Regions from separate parts of the Mus musculus genome. Here region 2 is linked to region 1. The links are chromatin loops, found by intact Hi-C in ENCODE. Cell type or tissue: gastrocnemius. All regions are shown on one strand. Links, peaks and the distances in the headings refer to the core of each region. The heading gives the core; the rest is flanking DNA.

Region 1 (4,383 bases), core at 199-4,198:
AACTTGCAATCTTGGTGGGTTTAAATGGTTCATTTCCACACAGTGTTGGAGGCCTGATGCCTGATGTCAAGGTGTCAACAGAGTTAGTTCTTTCTTGGGACTCCAGGGGAAAAGTTGTCACTCCATTTTCCGCCACAGGAGATCATCACCATGGCATGCTCCCTGGGTGTCTGTGTCCAAGTTTCTCAGTCATAGATCTAAGGCATGCCCTAACCCAGTAAAACTTATCTAGACATGGTTGCATCTGCCAAGATCATACAAATAAGGGCGTAGTCACCATGCCAGGGCTTAGGACTGGGATGTCTCTCACAGGGAACATGTACTTCACATATGTACAGCAAAGAGCTCAGGCTTCAGAGGGACAGATGGGGCTCAGCCCTGGTACAGTCGCCCAGCCTGCTTCCCCATTACCGGGCAGCAGGAGAGACGAGTCCATCCTCGTGGACTTTCTGAGGATTAAGAGCAGGGGCCATTCTTCAGTGTCACCTGTATGCTCTGGTCCCTCCCTCCCTTCCTGGCACTATCAGTCCATGACCAGGACTTCTCCAGGAGTTAGGTGACATTCAGAGACTTAGGGGCTGTCACTGATTCAAGAGCTGAGACCCCCTAGACGAGTCAGGAAATCCAGATGACAGGCTATAATAATCTTTCCTGAAGCCCATGGTCTCTAGGCTGGAGCAGCTTGAGGCCTTTGGATATGGTCCAAATAGGTAGTGATGGAAATGGAGACTCGTAGTCTCTATTTCCCTCTGGCCAAGAAGGAATCCCCCATTTCTCTTCTCTGCCTCTTCGTCAGACATGGCTTGTTCGCCCAACCAAGCCTGGGCAAGTCTGTGGGCATCCTCATTCTCTTACTCTCTCATTCTCGCCCTCCCCTTCTTCCTTCCTTCCCTCCCTCCCTTCCTCCCTCCCCCTCTCATGTGTATGGGTGTTTTGTCTGCATGTGTGTGTCTACACCACTAACATGCTTGCCTGATGTTTGAGGTCAGAAGAAGGCATCAGATCCTTCCAGAAATGGAGTTACAAATTGCCGTGAGCCACCATGTGGGTGCTGGGACTTGACTCTGGATCCTCCAGAAGAGCAGCCAGTGCTCTTCCTAACCCCCTGAGCCATGTCTACAGCCCCATCTTTGTCTCTTACATCTTCCTCCTTCCATACTTTCTGCCCTCCCTCCTCCTTCCACTCTTTGTTGACTGCTTGGGCACCAGGGCTTTTCTAGATCCCATGGAAACAGAAGTCAACTAGATAGATGAAATTTATAGTTAGCGGGATACAAGATAACCAAACCAAAACAAGTGCTTCATGGCAGAGGGTGCATCAAAGAACGAGTGTTCTCAGTTGGAAGGGGTCAGCGAATAAGGTGATGTGACTAGCTCGGGAATAAAGCCACTATGACCAGGAACCATATGCAGCTATCACCCAGGAAAGGGGAGGGTTCCGGTAAGCACAACGGGGAGTGACCGGGACCTGCTCAGGAAAGGCCAAGTGAAGGCCTGTGTGCACCCAACACAGTGAGTTAGGGGAGTCAGAGATCAGGAGGTTAGAATAAGGAACAATTTCTTGGGTTCTTTTGTTCTTTGTTTTATGTTTTTCTTGGAAGAGTGTCAGGGGCATGACCACCCCAGGTGCAGAATAGGCAGAGAAAGCAGGCAGGCGAAGAAAAGCATTTCTGAGAGAAAGAAGGAATATCGGTTGCAGTCAGGGAAACTAGGAACACTTGTGGGGCAAGGGCCAGAGATGCTCAGGTAGGGTCAAGAGAGGTGTGACTGAGGGTGGGCCCAGGATCTGCTGAAGAGCCAGCAGGGTAAAGAGTATGATGAGGTTAGAGAGCCTGGGTTTAGTAGTATCGTTAGGAGCACTGCTAGACTTCTCCCAGAGGGGAACCCTGGTCAGGTGTGAGCTCTCTAAGCCTCTCAAATATAGACAGGACTAGGAAGGGGGCAGGCAGCACTGGCCGATAGAGTCTTCTCTTCTTAGACAATGCAGAAGAGCCAAGAAGCCGAGTCCGGCACCTTGATCTCTCTGAGCCTCCTGTTGGGGGAGGACCCAGAACACCTGTCCCAGCAACTGCGGGCTACCAGTCTACGGGACAGGGAGCCACTTGGCTCTCCCGGCCTCTCCAAGGTGGGCTCAGAGTACCTGCCCTTCTGCACATATGAGCAGCCCCTGGCTGTGGAGGAGCTGGCCCAGCTGGCTGAAACCGGCCCAGGGCACGAAGCTGGCTGGAGCAGCCAAGGGAGCCTGTTCCTCGAGGACTCAGCGCCACCCAGTGGCTTCTTCCCGTACTACCGTTCCCAGGAAGAGCACCTCGCCAGTGCCACCACCACCCCTCAAGGCTGCAGCTGGTGTCTGGGCTCCAGAGACCCCTTTCCGGGAAGTGAGACACAAGATGGCTGCCACAAAGTCACAGCCAGAGATGGATGCCTTGTGAGTTTGAAGAGGCCACAGGAGGGCTGGCAACACCAAAACTCTGAAATGCTCCAGATACCTACCTCTCCTTGCCCAGTGAGACCCTGGCCAGGTCCCTGATGACTCAGTAGCTAGAGGCACAGAGACTAGGAGGGACCGTCCAATTGTACACCAGCCTCCACCCCCCCCCTTTGCAGGAAAGTGGCTCTGTAGATGAAAAATGACCCACAAGAATTCAAGGAAAGCCCTGAAGCCAGAGCCGAGGCCCTAGAAACACCTGGTTACTTCTTGAAATTGGTTAGACAAATTTCACACCCAGACACTGGATGGGTGACATTTCATTTAATCCTCGTGACCATGAGACAGGGCTAGTGAGACACATCTCCTTCTAAATCAAAGGAACAAGGCTTAGGTTAGCCTAGGTCACCCAGCTGGCAGATGCCAAGCCTGGGTTCTGACCTAGTCCTGTGCCCTCTAATCTTGTGAACAACCATTCCACTAGGCATGGGGTCTAGGGACTGCAGAGATAAGTACTGCATTCAAAGGCCAGGATCAGACGTTCCCATAGCGGCCTCTGGATGAGGAAGCAACATTACCAAAGGTTCCCCACTTGACAGAACTTGGCCTAGGTCCTGTCCCCTTCCTTGATCACCCCTGTAGAGTTGTAGCCCAGATTCTATCTTGCATCTGGGCCTGAATCTTGCTTATTTCCTATTTCTCCTCACCCAGTCTCTCTTGGCAGGGCCAGACCTAATCTCTGGGTTTCCACCCTCACCAGTCTGCTGCTGCTGCTTGCGAGGGCACCATGCTCATGAGGCCTCAGGATTTGTACCATACTACAGGAGCCCCGAAGAGAGGCTACGGGCCAGCCCTGTGGTTTCCTCCTCTGTGCTGGGGAGTTCATGGGAGTGACCCCCCCAACCTGGTGCTGCCAGCCTGGGAAGGCGCAGGAGTGAAGGCAGTGGGGACTTCTGGGGAGTCATACTCCAGTGCCTCCTGATCATCGAGGGACAAGGGGAACTGGAACAGAGGCCCCCCACAGCTCAGGCCACCTGCCCTGGGACCCCAGCTGGCCTAGTGAGTGCCTAGCCCTCAGACCTTCATTGTTCCTCCTTCCTGGGGGTGGAGAGAGAGACCACCAATGGGGGGGAGGGTCCTCCTTTTCCCACAGAGGCCCACAGAAAGAACCATCTCTCCCCTTCTCTCCACACCTTCACCAGTGCCTGGTGATGATGCAGTCTTCTACCCTGGTATCTCCCTCCTCATGTCTGGGCTTGCCTTTCTCATTAAGAAGCAGAAGGGAGAGGCCTGTGCCACATTCAGCCACCCAGTGCCACACCCATAAATTCACCATCCTACACCATCTACCCCACCTTGTTCTTCTAGGTTGGGAAATATGCATCATGAAGCTGGGTGTGGGGGTGGGGAGATGGCAGGGTAATCACTAAAGTGGCTGCAGGGGGATTCCTACTGTGTCCCCATTTGGATCCCATCGTTGCTTCTGTAGCTTGCTGCAAACCTGGGCACAGGGAGCCAGGGCTTCCTGGACGGCCTGAAGGTACACAGTACACACTGGCTTTGTAGATAGTGTCATCATGAGGCTGGAGTGCCTTCCCACCTGGAGTGTGGTGCTTCAGAACCAGGCCCACCTCCCTTCTACTGAGCAGTCATTAGGAGCCAGGAGCCTGCCTTGCCAGGCTTTTAGAGGAAATGTCATTCTAAGACTAAGAAACAGGTTCAGAGGGGTGTGCAGACAGGCTCCTGATTCTGAACACTGGCCTTAGCAGAGGCCCATGGTTGGGGCTACAGGGATGGCGGGATTGATGGGCCAGGAGGAGCTGAGCTGGAGCCTGACTGCACAGCCAGGAGATCCAGCAAGGCTCTGGTGTGACCCATTTACTCTCCACCTGCCTCTTCCCACCCTGTGTGCACCTGAGCCCCTTCTGAGTCTGGTTCTCCCAATTCTTCTCCCT
Region 2 (4,383 bases), core at 322-4,321, 230 kb before region 1:
AAGCCAGGTACCTGGGTTCAAATCTGAATTCAGATATTTCTTATGTTGACCCAGAGGGGTCCTATATGTGGCCTTCCTGTTTTTGTTTTTATAGACAGTGTTGATATTGTGAAGAGTCAAAGGCTTAAAACGGGCAAAGGTCTTAGAGAAAGATCTCAGACAAGAAAATATGAAATAAAATACTGGCATTTGACTGCAGTTTCTGTTGGAGATATCTTTGAGAAAAGGACTGGTCTCTATTTTTTGAAGGGAGGGAGAGTAACTGATGGGACAACTTGACTTTATGTAGAAAAAGCCAAGGTGTCTGGTTGCCCACTGTCTTAATTAGGGTTTTACCGCCGTGAACGGACACCATGACCAAGGCAACTCTTATAAGGTCCACATTTAATTGGGGCTGGCTTATAGGTTCAGAGGTTCAGTCCATTATCATCAAGGCAGGAACATGGCAGCATCCAGGCAGGCATGGTGTAGGAGGAGCTGAGAGTTCTACATCTTCATCTGAAGGCTGCTAGCAGAAGACTGACTTTTAGGAAGCTAGAATGAGGGTCTTAGAGCCCATGCCCACAGTGATACACCCACTCCAACAAGGCCACATCTACTCCAACAGGGCTATACCTACTTCAATAAGGCTACATCCACTCCAATAAGGCCACACGTCCTAATAGTGCCACTCCCTGGGCCAAGCATATACAAACCATCACACCCGCCACACTGAGATGGTAGGACACTGTTGTTGACAACACCACTCACTCTGATTCAGGCCACAGAGAAATAAACCTTGACAGCTCAGGAAAGCCGTGGTTACCTACCACAGTGCAGAAAGGTGCTGCACGGGCTGCTATGGAAGCCTGCATGCTACAATGCTGACCTCTGACGGGATGTGCCTGCTGGTGTTGAAAGAACTCAGTGGGGAAACCCCCACTCAGCTCCCGATTTGGCGTGCACCCAAGAATCACGAATAGAACACAACACCTTGATGTAACAACAAGAGGTTTTTTAATGGCGGAGCTCCGGGTCAAAACGTATCTCACATAACAGGAGACAGTGGATTCAACCACGAGGCTTGGAAGCTAGGGGTTTTTATAGAAAAGGAGTGGGGCTGGGGGAGGAATTGGCGCGGTTTCACATGATTGGTCCATTTAAACATCAGCAGCCTGTAACATTTAACTTAGGTCAGAGGGGTGGGAGCTAGGGAGGCGATGGGCTTGCCCGGGCATGTCCTGGTCTGTTCTGCTATGTTCTCAGCCCCAGGTTTCAAAGCTCAGAAACAACTCTTTGGGCTATTTAACATACATTACATGAATTACAGTTTTATTTCCTTTCAGTGTCACCATGCCAACATAGTTAGAGACAACCAAGCACTTTCTAACTTGATTTAAGGCCTGCACCACAGTAGAGATTTTATGCCTATACTGTAAGCTTGGTCAAATGTCAGTGGCTCCAGAGGTCATGGGCTCTGGGTGGGAACCTATTATCGTTGTTTTACCAGATGGGCTTGCTGTCAAACTTCCTCCTAAATATTTGTATTCATGCACATAGATTTCTGCTGCCTGGAAGCTTGGTCAGAGAAGCCATTATCTGCATTGTCCAGCAGATAATGCAGAGACTCAGATGCATCCTAGGGCTGGTTCTGCCCGGAAGTTGATCTAGCGTCCCATCAGGTTCTGTTCCTCTCTCTTACTTCAGTCAGGTCTGATCCTCTGTGTATTTTTTTTCTGGGGGGGTGGGGTGGGTGGGGGAGTGTTGGTGTTGCCCATATTTAAAGTGAGCAGGTCTGGAAGCAGGAAGCCTGAGGGATCTTGCTAGAGGTGGCAAAAGGTCAGCTGAACAAAGCAGAGAGAATCGTGGGCTAGGAGACAGCGGGAGCGGACAATGGCAGCCGGGCTCAGAGAGCTGGGGTAGCAACTCATAAACTGGGGACATCCTGGAGGGTGGCTGGAGAGAAGGAGCCGAGCCTGAGCGGGTTGGAGGCTCTCGTGCTGTGTAGGCATCAAAGAGTGGCTTTGTTTTCACTCTCCTGTTAGGTTATGTACTTAGGTTACATATGTACGTAGGTTACATAAGTAGCGTACGTAGGTTACGTACTAATTACGGGCTTGCTTTACAGACTGGGAGAGATGGCAAAATGCCTGCCCGGGTCCCACAGCTAGTAAGTGGCAGGGCTGTAAAATGGCACTGGGTTCTGTCTGCCCCCAATGCCTGCTTGTCATAGTGCTGCAGTAACTGCCAGGGTCCGGGAATCCTGCCCCAAGTCTCCAAAATCATCTTAAATTCACAACCTGGAGTGGCGAGTTGAAGAGAAGCCGTTTCTTTCATATCCTCGATACATCGTATCTCTTTTCACAAGAAACCAGCAATTTGTTGGTGCTTTTCACAAGAAGCCAGCAACATTTGTTGATTTCCAGGCAGTGTGTGGGTGGCTGGGGTGTGGATTTCCGTGGAGCGTCTTACTGACGAATGACCTCAAGGGGGCTCCATCCGGCAGCTAGACAAGTCCTTTCCTGCTGGTCCGCAGAACTGCCAGTAGATGGCGCGCTAACCTCGTTCCCTGTCGGATGCTTCTTGCTGCTCAGCTCTCAGCTCTGATCACTGAAAGTCCCTCATTTAACAGACTCTGGCTCACATGCTGAGTTTCAGGGCTAGGTGTGAGCTTATATTCAGCCTTCCCAGGCCACTGCGGCTCAATGTAAGAGTTAATAAGACAGAAGTAGCCTGAGACAAGGGATTGGGACTGGAGAAGTCCTGGACTGAGTGGCTTTTGCTGTCTGTTGGAGGGTTGGGCATTCATAGAAACAGTCACCACCAAGTACTCAGTTTTTGCTCAAGAAGCTAATGGGGCCCAGTGCGGTGTCAAACCTGTGATCCTTCACTCAGGAGGCAGGCGCAGGTTCATGAATTTGGGGCCAGCCTGATCTATACAGGGGTCAGCCTGATCTATACAGTGAGCTCCAGGTCAGGCAAGACTATATAGTGAGATCCTATCTCAGAAGAAGGAGGAGGAGGAGAAGAAAGAGGAGGAAGAGAAAGAGGAGAGGAGGGAGAGAAGGAGGTGGAAGAACAAGCAGGAGGAAGAGAGGAGGATAAAAAGGAGAAGCAGGAGGAGAAAGAAGGAGGAAAGAGGAAGAGGAGGAGGAAGGAGGAGAAGGAGGAAGAGAAGCAGCAGCAGCAGCAGCAGCAGCAGCAGCAGCAGCAGCAGAAGAAGAAGAAGAAGAAGAAGAAGAAGAAGAAGAAGAAGAAGAAGAAGAAAGTGAGAGTTTCCTGGAAAGCAGACGTCATTGGTCATAGCTGGGGTTCAGGCAGATGCTGTGACACTTGGACTGACAGAGGAGAGGGACAAGGCTGGTGTAGCACCTACAGGCTGACTGGTGCTTTCCTGGGTACTGTGCATGTCTAGGTCACCCTCACAGCAGCTCTTTCAGGAGATAGTATTGTCCTCGTTGGACAGATAGGAGATGGGGTTTTGAGAGGGAAGGGTGTCAGATAGGCCAAGAGAAGCTGTGCTAACGGCACAGGGTGGTGGAGCGTAAGGGAGCTAGGGCCAGGATTTTAGAAGGAACAGACTGTGGGCCCTTTGGGAGCACTGGACTCAGAGAAGCCTTCCACAGTGAGTCAGGACAGCTCCTGGCTACAGGCTCTCCACCTGCAAGGTGACCTGGGTCAGGTCTCCAGACCAGCTCTGGCCCCTTACTTGAAGGCTTGACTGCTAAGGCTCATGGTCTTTGGATCCCAGGGCAGATGCTAGGGTGGGATAGAGAGGCAGGTCTTAGGCTGGTACCTCTTCCTGTCTGCTAGCCTTTGTGGAAGGCTCCTAAAGTTCGTTGGCTTGGCCTTGGTTTCTGGCTGAAGACATGTATGCAGCTTGTGTTTGATTCCGAATCACTTTGTTGGGCCTGCAATCCATGCTTCCCTAAGTCACACACCAAGGCAACTGCTCAGAAAACCAGTTGCTAGCTGCCTGTGGTACCTCGTGCCTGTGATTTCTGCATTTGGGAACTTGAGACAGGAGGATAACCACAAGTTCAGGACCAGCTTGGGCTATATATTCAGTTCCAGGCCAGCCTGGCTTACAGAGTGAGATACTATCTTGAATGTTTTAAGCAAGCAAGCAAGCAAGCAAGCAAGCAAGCAAGCAAGCAAGCAAGCAAGCAAACAAACAAACAAAAACCAGCCATCCCCTCAAAAACTCTTCCAGCCATGCTTGATCTTCTTCATACCCCCCTCCTCCTCTCCCTCCTCCTTCCTTCAAATAGTTCACTGTTTTTCACACAGACTCTGCTTTTCTTTGACTTTTTTTTTCATATATAATCTGTAAAGGGCTCTCACGTTATTTCAGAATATATTCTGGGCCCTATTCTGTGCTCAATTACACACCTTCTATAGTTG

The links. Hi-C counts contacts between places; a loop is a spot of excess contacts. Peaks named below come from ENCODE experiments on the same cell type or tissue, not always from the same donor. Only the 100,000 strongest peaks of a DNase experiment are listed, where the experiment ranks them.
Region 2: it touches region 1 in a loop (5-fold over the local background); 33 of 42 quality-filtered maps call a loop at or near these places.

The regions. Positions count from the first base shown.
Region 1 is chr13:56,427,060-56,431,442 of GRCm38, forward strand. It overlaps Gm3045 (predicted gene 3045), which reads left to right. Exons shown (of 5, transcript NR_165659.1): 2 at 1,979-2,125; 3 at 2,300-2,428; 4 at 3,140-3,487. Among named protein-coding and RNA genes, the nearest start is that of Gm3045, 2.7 kb to the left of the region's middle. In gastrocnemius, for the core only: a CTCF peak has its summit at 2,280 (motif pointing left); DNase peaks (open chromatin) are centred at 2,267 and 3,371.
Region 2 is chr13:56,195,170-56,199,552 of GRCm38, forward strand. No RefSeq gene overlaps it. Among named protein-coding and RNA genes, the nearest start is that of Tifab, 18 kb to the left of the region's middle. In gastrocnemius, for the core only: a CTCF peak has its summit at 2,494 (motif pointing right); a DNase peak (open chromatin) is centred at 2,518; H3K4me3 peaks cover 539 bases; H3K27ac peaks cover 252 bases.